Linked DNA regions of Homo sapiens: region 2 is linked to region 1. The links are chromatin loops, found by intact Hi-C in ENCODE. Cell type or tissue: ovary. All regions are shown on one strand.

The links. Hi-C counts contacts between places; a loop is a spot of excess contacts. Peaks named below come from ENCODE experiments on the same cell type or tissue, not always from the same donor. Only the 100,000 strongest peaks of a DNase experiment are listed, where the experiment ranks them.
Region 2: a loop joins it to region 1, with 3 times the contacts of the local background. A loop is called at or near these places in 3 of 110 quality-filtered maps.

Annotation. Positions count from the first base shown.
Region 1 is chr15:84,010,794-84,018,793 of GRCh38, forward strand. ADAMTSL3 (ADAMTS like 3) reads left to right here. Exons shown (of 30, transcript NM_207517.3): 24 at 3,749-3,931; 25 at 5,590-5,706. Among named protein-coding and RNA genes, the nearest start is that of GOLGA6L4, 220 kb to the right of the region's middle. In ovary, no CTCF peak of the experiment used is centred here; no DNase peak of the experiment used is centred here.
Region 2 is chr15:83,815,851-83,823,850 of GRCh38, forward strand. It overlaps ADAMTSL3 (ADAMTS like 3), which reads left to right. Exons shown (of 30, transcript NM_207517.3): 6 at 3,961-4,197. Among named protein-coding and RNA genes, the nearest start is that of ADAMTSL3, 170 kb to the left of the region's middle. In ovary, no CTCF peak of the experiment used is centred here; a DNase peak (open chromatin) is centred at 4,561.

The DNA.
Region 1 (8,000 bases):
TACATTCAATCAAAAAACAAGGCACTATACCATGAAAAGTCTGGCTCCTGCTCCTGTTCCCATGCTTTCCTACATCTGCACTCTATGTTCCTCCTTGCAGGTATCTTCCCTTTCTCTCCAGTCTACATGAGGTACAGCTTCTGTGCTCCAGTGGCATCCAGTATTTTACCTTTATTGCACGCTCTTATCTCTTTGAATTGCAGCTGGCTGTTTTGATGCATGGGCCCACTCTAGATTAAGGTCCGTGAGGAACTTAGTTTACCATTATATCCTTAGCATTGCCACAGAGTCTTACATAGAGTAGGCACTCCATAAACATTTTTCAAGTGAATGAAATAATGGCAATAGTTGTATTGCATTTCAAAACATAAGATATGTAGCCAAAGCTGTACTCAGAATAAAATTAACAGCTTTAAATGATTTACTTTAAAATAAGCAAATTAAATGTTAAACTCAAAGACTGAGAAATTTTCTTGTAGGCTAGAAATAGAAGGAAATTTATATACCAAAAAAAGCATCATGCTTAAGAAAGAAACATTAGTAATATTCCCATTAAAGTTGGAAACAAGACAAATATGCCTGCTGTCTTAGACCACTGGGGCTGCTATAAGAAAAATGCTATAGACTGAGTAGCTTATAAACAACAGAAAATTTGTTTCTTACAGTTCTGGAGGATGGGAAGTCCAAGATTAAGCTTTTCATGTTGAAGGAGGTCCAAGATCAAGATGTGGTGGGGAGGGACACAAATATTCAGTCTAACGTACCTGCTATAGTGGTTATTATTCAGCATTGTTCTGGAGACACTAATACAATAAGACAAGAAAAAGAAATCAGAAGTATACATATTGGAAAGGAAGAGAAAATTGTCATTATGTGCAAATGATATAATTATTTACCTTAAAAAACAAGAAAATCAATTAGAAAAACTATTCAAAATAATAAAGTTCAGTAAGATGACTAGAAACAAGATAAATATGCAGATGCTTATAGCTTTCCTAAGTGTTGGCAATAAACAACTATGAAATACATTTTTTAAAATCTTGTTTACTGCAACAACAAAGAACTATAACATGCATTGGAATAAATATATTAAGAGATGTATAACATCTACCTATGTTGTGGTTAAGAAAGGTTCTGAATCAAATTGTATTGGTATAAATCTCAGCTCCAATGTTTAATAGCTGTGACCTTTCAGAAAGCTTAAACTTTCTGTATGTGTATATGTGTAGAAGAAAATGCTAAAAAAGATATATGCACATGTGATTAGCATTCCTTCAGCTATTTAGGGCTAGCCTAGTTTTTATAACAATATTTAAAACAAATCTCTCGGTGTATTGGTTTTCTATTGCTGCTGTAACAAATTAACACAAACTTAGAAGCTTAAAACAATACCCATATATTATGTCACCTATGTTGCACAGAATTGCTGAACTGACTGTTACACTTAGAGTATCTAAGGCCAAGATCAAGGTGGTGGCATGGCTGCATTCCTTTTTGGAGGCTCTGGGAATAAATCTGCTTCCAAGCTTCTTCAGGTTATTGGCTGAATCCCTTATCATTTTAGAACTGAAGTTCCCATTTTCTTGATAGCTGTCAGCTGAAGGCCACTCTCAGCTTTTAGAGGCCACCTGCACTCCCCAGCTCAGGTCCCTTTTATCTTTAAAACTAGCAATGGTGGGTTAGGTTGCTCTGACACTTTGAATCTCTCTGAACTCCTCTTCTGCCTCATCTCTCCTACTTTCTCTTTCTCCATATGTCCCTGACAGCTTCTGTCCTTCTCTTCTGATTTTAGGGACTTATAGAATTACAATGGGCCCAACCAGATATCTCCCCATTTTAAGGCCAACTGATTAGTAACCTTAATTACATCTGCAAATTCCTTCACACCAGTGCCTAGATTGACATTTGATTGAGTAATGAAAGGATGAGAATCTTGGGGCAATGTCTTTAGAATTCTGCCTACCATACTTGGATCATACAAAGCCACAGGATTAAGGACAAAAAGTCCCAAGGGCAACCATCTCAGACTCCAATTTTGAAAACTTCAAATAGTATATCTGAACATAATGAAGTTCCTACTCTTCTTTCAGATTCCTTTCACAGACGACACAGTTGAAATCTAAAGGGCTTTGCCCAAGGCTACAGAACTAATAACTATTGAGAATGAAAACAAAGCCTCACCCCAACCCAGCCAAGATAGTGCTCCCCCTATGCATTTCCACCTCCTCTTTGAATAGAAATTTAGTCTTTTTTTCACCTTGAGTTTTCAGGCAATACTTCAGTGCCAATATCAGTCTTAGGTTTCTACAAGTAAATTTAAGCATTTCTAGATAACAGTTTCCTCCAAAGCCACACAATGACTTCCTTAAGAGACTTGAATAATCAGCTTGATGTAATGGACAGAACTGGACCTGAAGTCAAAAGGCTTACCAGGTTCCTCAATTGTGAGATACAGCTAACAATGACTGCCTCCCAGGAAATAGGAATAACTATGAGAATTCAAGTGTCACCATGTTCATGGAGCACGCATTTTGCCTACTGTAAGGTGTGTTGCACATGTCATGATAATAGCGGTCGCATCTATTTTTTAAGTCAGAAAACCATACCATGGCTTCTCCATTCTCACTAACCAGAGCACTGTAAGAGGAGAAAACATCCCCCAAAACAGTTGTCTAGAGCAATCTTGGCATCATCTGAAGCTATTCCAGCTCTTAAGAGCCAGATGAGGTCAGGTGCAGTGGGAGGCTGAGGCGGGGGATCGCTTGAGCCCAGGAGTTCAAGACGACCCTGAGGAACATGATGAAACCCTGTCTTTACAAAAATTACAAAAATTAGCTGGGTGTGATGGCTTGCACCTGTAGTCCCAGCTACTTGGAGGCTGAGGAAGGGAGGGTCACTTGAGCCCAGGAGGTTGCAGTGAGCCAAGATTGTGCCACTGCACTCCAGGCTAGGTGACAGAGGGAGCCTCCATCTCAAAAAGAAAAAGCAAAGAAGAAGAAGAAGAACCAAATGAAATTTCTCTATTCCTCTGAATCTTAAATTCCAAAGCCCAGCAAAATGCTAAGCCTTCTGAAGACTTGGGGAAAGAAATTCTTTCAATTCCTCATGTTCCCCTCTGTGTCCAGGCTCCTGCAATGTTGCTTACAGTCCCTGCATCTCACTGCATTGACCCGGAATTGAAACTCAGCACTTACTTTTGCTCCCTGAAGTTATCCTCCTTTACAAAGAATTAATGAACTCTGTTTCCCTGGATGTTGTATATTCTTCCTGAGGGAGGAATGTTTCATTGCTTATGCACAGCAAACAACTTAAAGACCTCTAGGAAATATTTATGTTTTCCAAAGACTTCCTTGTGACAACCTACCCCCTGGGAGTTTCTCACTGTGTCTCTACCTCCACATTCCCCCAGCTTCACCGACTCCTTCTTTCCAACCACACTCCCACTACCCTACCCACCTTCAAAATTCTCTCCCTTCCCAATACAGAGCAATCCTACTCCTTGGTTTCCATTCCATAACTTATATGTGTAAACCAGTCACATGCCCTGTAGACCAAAGCCCTTTGCTTTAAGAGGATCCTCCATCTGCCATAGAGTAGCTATAGAAATAGAAATAGCCATTTTTCCTATTATATATGATTAAACCCATATGCTGACTTACGGTCAAAACAGTGAATGGTATTTGTCAAGTGGTTCTGTGGCCCTGTTCTTAAAGGAATTGCCTTTGTCATATTTGTTTTTGTTCCAAAGGTGTCCCTCAGCCTAATATAACTTGGTTGAAGAGAGGAGGATCTCTGAGTGGCAATGTTTCCTTGCTTTTCAATGGATCCCTGTTGTTGCAGAATGTTTCCCTTGAAAATGAAGGAACCTACGTCTGCATAGCCACCAATGCTCTTGGAAAGGCAGTGGCAACATCTGTACTCCACTTGCTGGGTAAGTGTCAAATTCTTATTGCTCCTTAAGTGCCTCCTGTAATATGCACAAAGTAGGCCCCAGTTTTGTTGATTTTGGAGTTGAGTGAACGAGATGGACATCAGATGGTTTTAACCATTGCTGCCACTGCCTGCTTAAAAACGAGCACTAAATTCTAACACCCTATTTTACCACCCCGTATTCCCAGCACCTAACACAGATGTTAGTGTTTGTGTGTGTGTGTGTGTGATTTTTTTTTTTTAAACGGAGTCTTGCTCCGTCACCAGGCTGGAGTGCAGTGGCACAATCTCGGCTCACTGCAACCTCTGCCTCCTGGGTTCAAGTGATTCTCCTGCCTCAGCCTTCTGAGTAGCTGGGACAATAGGCGCACACCACCATGCCCAGCTAATTTTTGTATTTTTAGTAGAGATGGGGTTTCACCATGTTGGCCAGGATGGTCTCAATCTCTTGACCTCGTGATCTGCCCGCCTTGGCCTCCCAAAGTGCTGGGGTTACAGGCATGAACCACTGCGCCCGGTCAGATGTTAGTGTTAAGTAATGGTTTCATGAAGGAATGAAATTGAACCATTGGCAAAATTAGTATAAGAGTATAGAATCCATTGCTAAACCAAGAGGAAAAAACATGAAAGAGATTTCTCCATAGCTTTCCTTGGGGCAGTTAGAGGAGCCCAGAGATATAAAGAGATAGGGGGTGCCAATGCAGGGAGTTGGAATAGCTGTCATGCACAAAGCATTTTGATGAGCGTTAATTCTTGTGATACTTATGATAGCACAGTGTTGTGGGTGGTATTTTTTAATCTCATTGTATTTATGAGGAGCCTTGGGCTCATAAAGAGTTTGAACTAGTGCCCAAATATGTAGTCTGCTCTTTTGGTGCTCTCCCTGCTACCCCTCATGGACTCTTAGTACTGACAAAGGCAGTGGTGTGCCACCACGTGGCTCTTTCCAAAAAGCCTCTGTGTGATCTTCCAAAATCTTCGAATGGAAGAGTTGCAACAGATTGGCTAGGCTAACCCTGTCTGGTTCTTGAATGATTTATCCATGCTCCCTGAGAAACCCCAGCCTTGTTTCTTTCTTCTGCCCATTTCCACTCATGAATCTGCATGCTTGTCTCACTCCTACCTGGCATACCTCTTCTCTCAGGAATCCCCTCAAGCCAAGCAGCTCATGACTTTGGTAACTTGATGGAGAGGTCAAATCATGGCATTCCTCCACCATCCTCTGCTCTTATGTGCAAGCTTCACAACCTTCCTAAAAGCCCGTACTCCTCACCATGCAAACCTAGGGAACATTGCCCGTTCTCTTGCTCCCAGCATTCCTCTTAAGAGGCAGAGCTCTATCCAACCAATCTGCTTCCTCCAGTCCCTTTTGGAATTCTGCTGAATACATTTTTTTCATCTTGCAATTTAGGCTAGAAACCCTGGAAACATGCAGAGATGCCACATGCTAGCACAGTGAGTAACTCTAAACTCTATAACACCCCACACGTCCATACTTATACACACCTCCCAGACCTGTGGTCATGAGCTTGAGTATCCAGGAGCACAGTATTATTATAGAGGACTCATTTTCTAATAGCTGTCTTTAAGAACACCCAAGCTGGACCAATAATTAGATAATGTCTAACTGGTAAAAGTGCTACTTTTTTTTTTCCTCAGAACGAAGATGGCCAGAGAGTAGAATCGTATTTCTGCAAGGACATAAAAAGTACATTCTCCAGGCAACCAACACTAGAACCAACAGCAATGACCCAACAGGAGAACCCCCGCCTCAAGGTCTGGGATTTTGACCTTTTCAGATTTGCTATGTGTGAGGCATGTGTAAGGAAAAGGATTTAGCTAAAAGACCATCTGTATTTTTCACTTTGCAATATGTAAAATTATTTCTAGGCATTTGGCCAGCCTTTTTCTTGACCCTCAGTCTTTAGTGGTTCAACTTATTCTTTCCATATTGAAACACTTTTTAGAAAAATCCACTCCTGAGGAAGCCTACAGAGCTCATATCTCAAATGTGCACTATTATTTGTGATAATATAGATATTGATTTCCAGTTTCAAAACTATTGCCAATTTGGTAAATATTAATAGATATTAATAGTCTGCTATGAGTATTGGAATTGATTTTTTAATTGTTCTTTTTTCAAGACATAGTTTTCCATACACACCAACTTTGTTATGCATCAGTGCTTAATCAGGAGAACCTAATCTAAGTATTACAAGCTTATAAAACTCTGCAGAAGGCCAAGGGATCAAGGCAGAGTTAAGAAAATCAGAAATGCTAGAAACGCAGGAAACCATTACTGGTCATCTCAGCTCCTTGTAGCTCAAAAATGGGTAAATCGCAGAAGGACACAAACTCTTTTTTTAATTATTTTGTTATTTTATTTTGTTTATTTTGTTTATTTATTTATTTGAGACAGAATCTCGCTCTGCCTCCCAGGCTGGAGTGCAGTGGCGTGATCTCAGCTCACTGCAAGCTCCGCCTCCCAGGTTCATGCCATTCTCCTGCCTCAGCCTCCCAAGTAGCTGGGACTACAGCCACCCGCCACCACGCCCGGCTAATTTTTTGTATTTTTAGTGGAGACGAGGTTTCACCGTGTTAGCCAGGATGATCTCGATCTCCTGACCTCGTGATCCGCCCACCTTGGCCTCCCAAAGTGCTGAGATTACAGGCGTGAGCCACTGTGCCCGGCCACAAAGAAACTCCTTTTAAACCTCATGTTGTACTCGTTATATAGGAACAATAATGGCCACGTCATTTTCACCTTTTAAATCTTGAGAAGTGCCTCTCATTTGCATAATGTATCATGCAGAATATAACTCTACCGGTAGAGATTTTAAGAAATGTAGTTTCTAGGCTTTCACCTCCTGAGGTGCAAGAGAGAGCACAGAAGGGGAAAACAGTGTTGAGCTGCCAATCAGCAATCCATCACGTTACTTATGACATCATTCTCTTATAGTATTTGTATGACACATTTCTTCTCCTCTTTTAAACATAATACTAACATTATTGTATACCCAAATATCCATTTATTGGACATTCAACAAATATTGCCCAGTGCTTACTCCTCCCAGGTCTGGGGTTGCAGATGACCTCCTCCTTGAGAAGCTCACAGTCTGAAGAGGGAGGCAGTCACGTAAACAGATACTGTAAAGCACTGGGACAAGTTCCATAATAAAAAGATGACCAAAGTACAATGGTAGCACTGAGGAAGGGGCCCTACCTCTCTCTAGAGAAGTCAACTGAGTTTTCATGTAGGTCATGATGTTTGTTCTGGGAAGAGGAAAGAGGAAATTCCAGTCAGAGAAACCATGGTGTGTTGCATGTGGCATGGAACATGAAGATCAAAAGAACTGCCTAAAATAAATTAATGAAAAACAAAAAGGATATGTGTGAGGCTGAAGCTATTGGTGAAGGTGAAGCCTTTGGAATAGTCAAACTCTTGGTTTATTGGGACTACTTGCATTGTTCTGCCACCTCCTACACAGACACACACAAACACATGCCCAAATATACAATCACACACACACACATTGTGGAATGTCCCAGCCCTTCAAAGGATCCTTAGCTTAGCATTTCAAAGAGACTCCTTTATTAATTTAACAAATACTGCTTGCATGGCTAATATTTCACATACCCTGTCCTAGTGTTGGACAGGGTGGTGTTTATGGTCTTGACATTCCAGTAGGAAAGATGCACAAGAAACCAGTAAACAAATAAGTATTTAAGATATTTCTCAGTGGTAAGGGCTATGAGATACACAGTGATAGGAGGAAGCCACTTTAGTGAAGACAGTCGGGATGGGCCTTCTAAGAGGTTATATTTGAGCCCAGACCTAAAGGATGAGGTGAAACCATTTGTGCAGAAAAATGAGAAAGAAGCAAAGACCATAAAATTGGAATAAGGTTAATGTGGCCTCAGAATGGAAATAAGATTCATGTGACTAGGGTACAGTTGAGGGAGAGGGAGAGGGATATGAGATGAGGTTGGAGAGTGGCTGAGGACCAAATCATTCAGAGCTTTGAGGTCCAAGGTAAAGACTCAAGAGTTTACTCCTAAAACATGGGAGG
Region 2 (8,000 bases), 190 kb before region 1:
AGGGTAATAATCCTGACCTACCTAGTTCAAAGGGTGGTGGTAAAAAGAGAATGTCAGTGATTACCCCTGGGAAACTAAAAAGCATGATCCGGATATCAGGCTGCCTTAATCAGATAGCATCATATGCTAAGAACAGAAGTCCACTTAGATTAGCTCAGGACAAAGGGGATTCACTGGATGGATATGTGGGTTTTTAAGAGAATTTAAGCATAAGCAGGCCTTGAGGGCCTGGAGCCAGAAATCAGAAAATGAGGAACACAGGTTACTTATTCCTATTTAAATGCATAGTTTACTGTCTTTCCTCCTCCTTTCTTACCGAATTCATTCTTCTTTGCTGTGGGAACTGGCTTGCTTTGCTTCAACATGAATCTTATAAAAGAAATGGCCAGTCCAACCCCAGATTGATATGAGTTCTTAGCTCTCTTAGCTCCAGCTCTTTTGTTGCAATCGCAAATTTCTGGGAAAGATTGACCTGGTGTGGACCAGATGTTTGCCTCTGGATAGTCAGCTGTGGCCAAGGGGGCTGGTCACATGTACAAATCTGGCCACCCTGAGGCTGACATCCTAAGGTGTCTTCCGCTAATTAACTCTTGTTAATTTTGTGAAACTTCATTGGTTTATGTTTAAGGGAGTCGAGAGTTAGCTAGCCGGCACATTCAGTCCCTAGAGAATGCTTGCCATTGAGCCTAATGCAAAGAAGTTGCTTGCATCCTGCTCTCTTAGACACTTTCCTTTGGTTGGTTTCAAAGAGTGAGATATAGAGAAAACTAGCTGTGGCTGGAGGAAGAGGAGGTGATGTAATTTTGTAACTGATGATCCTTCCTATGGCCAGATGGAGGATACAGTCCTCATTTCAACAGAGGAAAGTCATCTGGCCTGGCACGGTGGTTCATGCCTGTAATCCCAGCACTTTGGGAGGCCAAGGCAGGCAGATTGCCTGAGCCCAGGAGTTTGAGACCAGCGTGGGCAACATGGCAAAACTGTCTCTACAAAAAATTAGCTGGATGTAGTGGCTCGTGCCTGTAGCCCCAGCTACCTGGGAGGCTGAGGTGGGAGGAAAACCTGAGCTCTGGAGGTCGAGGTTGCAGTGAGCCATGATCATGCCACTGCGCTCCATCCTGGGTGACAGAGTAAGACCCTGACTAAAGAAAAAGTCATCCAGTTTTAGTCTTCTTCAGTTTGACTTGCTTCTAGGAGTGTAACCTGGTTTAATTTTGCTAAGACAACAAAAATGTGGATGCAATATAGGATTTTGGAATGTTTCACAGCAAAATAATACAACTAATCTCAGAAGAATGTTTGTTAATTATATTCTATCTATTCCCTATCTACTTCCAAAAAGGATTTAAGGAAGTTTATAAAGGCCAAAAGTGTAAACAATAAAATACAAACGTGAAGTAGCAAAAAGAGGAAAACTGTATTTAAAAATCTTGGCTGATAATTTATCAATATCTATTTGTGGAAAAAGAAAAGCTAGATTTCTAACTTAAACCATTCATCTAAATAAATTCCAAATATAACAAATAGTTAAACATGACTGCTAATCTGTAAAGGAACTAGGAAGATACATTTAAGTATTTATCTGTTCTCAGAGCAGAGTGGGAAAACATTTCTAAGCCCATTAAAAAAGAAAGAAACCTGAACGGGAAATATTAATAGAGCTGACTGCATGAAAATGTAAAACTTTTTGACTTTACAAAGTACCAAAACCAAAATGAAATGGGGAAAATATTTCCAACAGAAATGACAAAGAGTTGATAATTTCACTATGAAGTTTAATAGTTTCATCTGCTGAAAATAATAAAAAGACAAAAATGCCAATGGATAAAGGATATAAAACAAGACATTTTTGAAGAATTAATACAAAAAGCAAATACACATGAAAATATATTAAACAATAAAAAGAAAATGCAAGCTGGGCGCGGTGGCTCACACCTGTAATCCCAACACTTTGGGAGGCTGAGGTGGGTGAATCACTTGAGGTCAGAAGTTTGAGACCAGCCTGGCCAACATGGTGAAACCCCATCTCTAATAAAAATACAAAAAAATTAGCTGGGCATGGTGGCGGGCACCTGTAATCCCAGCTACTCGAGAGGCTGAGACAGGAGAATCACTTGAACCTGGGAGGTCCAGCCTAGGTGACAAAGCAAGACTCTATTTCAAAAAGAAAACGCAAACGAAAACAATGAAGTTATATTTTATACTTCTGATTGGAAAAAAAACTAGAAAATTATAATGGAGGGCAATTTTGCAATATTTTGAATAGTCTATAAAATGTGCATAACCTTGGACTCAGAAATTTTATTTCCAGAAAGAAGTCCTTGGTAAATAATCAAGATTTGTGTGAAGATTTAGATACAAAGATCTATGTTATTTATTCTTTTGTTGAGTAGAAACTATTTTCCAAAGTTTTTAGAATGAATATTTATTACCTTTATAATACAAAAAAATAATAAAATACTTTATGGTGTGGTTTTTTTGTTTTGTTTTTTTGGCAACAGAGTCTCGCTCTGTCACTCAGGCTGGAGTGCAGTGGCACAATCTTGGCTCACTGCAGCCTCCACCTCCCAGGTTCAAGCAATTCTCCTGCCTCAGCCTCATGAACAGCTGGGACTACAGGCATGCGCCACCACACCCAGCTAATTCTTGTATTTTTCACAGAGACGGGGTTTCACCATTTTGGCCAGGCTGGTCTGGAGCTCCTGACCTCAGGTGATCGGCCCGCCTCAGCCACCCAAAGTGCTGGGATTACAGACGTGAGCCACCACGCCTGGCGGCTATGTTGCTTTTTTCTACCTGTTGTCTTTAATTATGAAGTTTGCATATCAAAAGTAGATTTTTGATGAGTAAAGTAATACTTTTCTCAACTAGTATCTTGCTTTGGAAATATCTGGTGGGCGGAATCAGTAATTTAGTAAAAAGACCGATGAGTCATCAATATTTGTACAAACACTTTTTATTATGAGAGCAACTGAAGGCATGTACTTAGAATTTATTTGCTTTTGTTGTAGACAGAATTTGAACAAGCTATGTTTTCTGCCGTCCATCCTACAGCCAGTTGAAGGCAGGTACTTGGTACCAGTGAAGAGATGGGAGGGAGCCTGACGGGAGGAAAGACAGATGAATTAAAAACAACGACAGGCCGGGCACTGTGGCTCACGCCTTTAATCCTGGCACTTTGGGAGGCCGACACAGGTGGATCATGAGGTGGGAGAGCCAGACCATCCTGGCCAACGTGGTGAAACCCCGTCTCTACTAGAAATACAAAAATAAGCTGGGCGTGGTGGCGGGCGCCTGTAGTCCCAGCTACTCAGGGGGGCTGAAGCAGGAGAATCGCTTGAACCTGGGAGGCGGAGGTTGCAGTGAGCCGAGCCACTGCACTCCAGCCTGGCGACAGAGTGACACTCCGTCTCAAAAAAAAAAAAAAAAAAACAATGACAAAGAAACAACCACAAGTGCTCACAGAGCACAGCAGTTTTGGGCTAATAATCCTTCACATTGAAATGGCTCCTGAAGGCATGGATAACAATTAAATTTTGATGAAGACCTTGAATCCTTGAATCACCTGGAAAAATTGAAAGCATTTGGTTTCCCTTGTTTTAAAAGGAAGGAGATTAGATAATGCATTTGAAAATTTATATTCAAGATGGTTAAAATAGGGCAAAGTTTGCCATCTAAGTCTTGTAGGCTCTAATTATCTGGAAAAAATACCTGGGTGGGTGAATGATCAGAATAATGAGATAATCTCCTGTATAAATAATTATTGCAGTGATCTCTGTGGAATTTCATAGCATACATTCAACGTTGAATCAAAAAAAAAAAAAAAAAAGAGGGAATTAGGTGACTCCCAGAGAGAGGCAAGTGAGGTGTGGTCTCATGAGATTCTGGTGAACTTATTTCATCTTCTCTTGGCCTCTCTCACTGGGTGATGTGCATGTGGCCTTTTCCCTCTGCCCCCAGGACTGCCCTCCAGATGCAGAAGATTTCAGAGCCCAGCAGTGCTCAGCCTACAATGATGTCCAGTATCAGGGGCATTACTATGAATGGCTTCCACGATATAATGATCCTGCTGCCCCGTGTGCACTCAAGTGTCATGCACAAGGACAAAACTTGGTGGTGGAGCTGGCACCTAAGGTACTGGATGGAACTCGTTGCAACACGGACTCCTTGGACATGTGTATCAGTGGCATCTGTCAGGTAAGCACACTTACCTCCCAATCCCCTGCTTTGGGGATGTGCCACGCCTACTGTCAATAAACAGAACCCTTTTCTTCTGTATTTTTGTTCATGCAGATGTAAATATTGCTATTGGCCAGGTACGGTGGCTTACACCTATAATCCCAGTTTTGTATTTTTATACAGCAAATACAAATACAAATTGTATTTGTATCCCAATTTTGTATTTTTAGTATAGATGAGGTTTCATTATGTTGGCCAGGCTGATCTCAAACTCCTGATCTCAGGTGATTCGCCTGCCTCAGCCTCTCAAAGTGCTGGGATTACAGGCATGAGCCACCGCGCCGGGCCATCGATTAGTGATTCTCTAACTTGAACAAGCATCAGAGTCACCTGGAGGGCTTGTGATAACAGAGTGTTGGGCTCATCCCCCGGAGTTTCTGATTCAGTAGGTAAAAGGGATGGGGCCCAAAGATTTGCATTTCTAACAAGTTCTCTGGAGATACTGAAGCTGTGGGTCTGGGGAATACACTTTGAGAACCGCTGTTTTGGAAGAGTAATACTAGAGAGTCTCTTATTAAATTAAGCTTTCTTATTAAAATTAATTCATTGTTTTGGATCTTTGGGCACAATGATTTATTTACTGAAAACTAACATGAATGCATTCCAGCAGATTTTTCAGAGTGGTCTCTGCAGAGCTGTGACAAATGTGACTGAGACATAAACCCCAGTGGCTTTTAATGAGTATAAGGATTCAAGACACTTTAGGCCGGGTATGGAGGCTCACCCTGTAATCCCAGCACTTTGGGAGGCCGAGGTGGGTGGATCACTTGAGGTCAGGAGATCAAGACCAGCCTGGCAACATGGTGAAACCCCATCTCCACTAAAAATACAAAAATTAACTGGGTGTGATGGTGTGTGCCTGTAATTCCAGCTACTAGGGAGGCTGAGGCGGGAGAATCACTTGAACCCAGGAGGTGGAGATTGCAGTGAGCCAAGATCACGCCACTGCACTCCAGTCTGAGTGACAGAGCGAGACTGTCTCAAAAAGAAAAAAAAAAATTAAAAAGACACTATGACAGGTTGTGAGACAGGGATGGCAGGGAAATTATAGGATTCTGCATCTATTCTTTTGACTTCTGAAAAATATTTTTTTTTTTCCAAATGTGAGCAGAGGTTATTTTATTCTTTCCTTTCACTTACTGTCTGTCTCCCTGAGTTTCTTTTTTTTTTTAATTGATCATTCTTGGGTGTTTCTCGCAGAGGGGGATTTGGCAGGGTCATAGGACAATAGTGGAGGGAAGGTCAGCAGATAAACAAGTGAACAAAGGTCTCTGGTTTTCCTAGGCAGAGGACCCTGCGGCCTTCCGCAGTGTTTGTGTCCCTGGGTACTTGAGATTAGGGAGTGGTGATGACTCTTAACGAGCATGCTGCCTTCAAGCATCTGTTTAACAAAGCACGTCTTGCACCGCCCTTAATCCATTTAACCCTGAGTGGACACAGCACATGTTTCAGAGAGCACAGGGTTGGGGGTAAGGTCACAGATCAACAGGATCCCAAGGCAGAAGAATTTTTCTTAGTACAGAACAAAATGAAAAGTCTCCCATGTCTACCTCTTTCTACACAGACACGGCAACCATCCGATTTCTCAATCTTTTCCCCACCTTTCCCCACTTTCTATTCCACAAAACCGCCGTTGTCGTCATGGCCCGTTCTCAATGAGCTGTTGGGTACACCTCCCAGACGGGGTGGTGGCCGGGCAGAGGGGCTCCTCACTTCCCAGTAGGGGCGGCCGGGCAGAGGCGCCCCTCACCTCCCGGACGGGGCGGCTGGCCGGGCTGGGGGCTGACCCCCCCAACTCCCTCCCGGATGGGGCGGCTGGCCGGGCAGAGGGGCTCCTCACTTCCCAGTAGGGGCGGCCGGGCAGAGGCGCCCCTCACCTCCCGGACGGGGCTGCTGGCCGGGCGGGTTGCTGACCTCCCCCACCTCCCTCCCGGACGGGGTGGCTGGCCGGGCAGAGGGGCTCCTCACTTCCCAGTAGGGGCGGCCGGGCAGAGGCACCCCTCACCTCCCGGACGGGGCGCCTGGCCGGGCGGGGGGCTGACCCCCCCACCTCCCTCCCAGACGGGGCGGCTGGCCTGGCGGGGGCTGACCCCCACCTCCCTCCCGGACGGGGTGGCTGCCGGGCGGAGACGCTCCTCACTTCCCAGACGGGGTGGCTGCTGGGCGGAGGGGCTCCTCACTTCTCAGACGGGGCGGCTGCCGGGCGGAGGGGCTCCTCACTTCTCAGACGGGGCGGCTGCCGGGCGGAGGGGCTCCTCACTTCTCAGACGGGGCGGCTGCCGGGCGGAGGGTCTCCTCACTTCTCAGACGGGGCGGTTGCCGGGCGGAGGGTCTCCTCACTTCTCAGACGGGGCGGTTGCCAGGCGGAGGGTCTCCTCACTTCTCAGACGGGGCGGCCGGGCAGAGACGCTCCTCACCTCCCAGACGGGGTTGCGGCCGGGTAGAGGCGCTCCTCACATCCCAGACGGGGCGGCGGGGCAGAGGCGCTCCCCACATCTCAGACGATGGGCGGCCGGGCAGAGACGCTCCTCACTTCCTAGATGGGATGGTGGCCGGGAAGAGGCACTCCTCACTTCCTAGATGGGATGGCGGCCGGGCAGAGACGCTCCTCACTTTCCAGACTGGGCAGCCAGGCAGAGGGGCTCCTCACGTCCCAGACGATGGGCGGCCAGGCAGAGACGCTCCTCACTTCCCAGATGGGGTGGCGGCCGGGCAGAGGCTGCAATCTCGGCACTTTGGGAGGCCAAGGCAGGCGGCTGGGAGGTGGAGGTTGTAGCGAGCCGAGATCACGCCACTGCACTCCAGCCTGGGCACCATTGAGCACTGAGTGAAGCAGACTCCGTCTGCAATCCCGGCACCTCGGGAGGCGGAGGCTGGCGGATCACTCGCGGTTAGGAGCTGGAGACCAGCCCGGCCAACACAGCGAAACCCCGTCTCCACCAAAAAAATACGAAAACCAGTCAGGCGTGGCGGCGCGCGCCTGCAAATTGCAGGCACTCGGCAGGCTGAGGCAGGAGAATGAGGCAGGGAGGTTGCAGTGAGCCGAGATGGCAGCAGTACAGTCCAGCTTTGGCTTGGCATCAGAGGGAGACCGTGGGGAGAGGGAGAGGGTGAGGGAGAGGGTGAGGGGGAGGGGGAGGGAGAGGGAGAGCTGAAAAATATTTTTAAAAAATAATGAATGTGTCTAGTATTTCACCTACCCTATTCTGCTCATAACAAAAACAATAGTAACAACAGCAGATGAGCAACCTGACCACCTGCTAAGTGTGGGGCACTACCAGGAGCTTCAGACTTAAAGTGCTCAAAGGTGAACCTTCATCCTGCTTTTCAAACTAGCTTCAACTTTGTTCATCCCTTTATCTAGAAAATGGCTTCTAGTTGCTTATCCCAAAACTTTGACATCATTCTTGCTTTTCTTTCAACCCACACATTTGATCCATTGCCACGTCCTGTCAATTTTCCCTCCCAAAGATTACTTTTAATTTAGCACGTCTTTCCATCTTTACTGCCTTTCTTGTAGCCTAAGTCCTTATTAGCTAATCTAAACTGCATTAACAGCTTTCTGTTCTGTTCTCCGAGCTCCCACCATGATTCCCTCCAGTCTGTTCTTCACACAGCAGCCAAAGTGATTATGTTAAAAGGTAATTCAGAGCTTGTCATTCTTGCATTCCTCAAAGCCCTTCAATGGCTTGTCCTTGCATTAATGATGAAATTGAGGATTCTTGTCTATCTCCTTTAGGCTCTTCCTACACTATCCACCT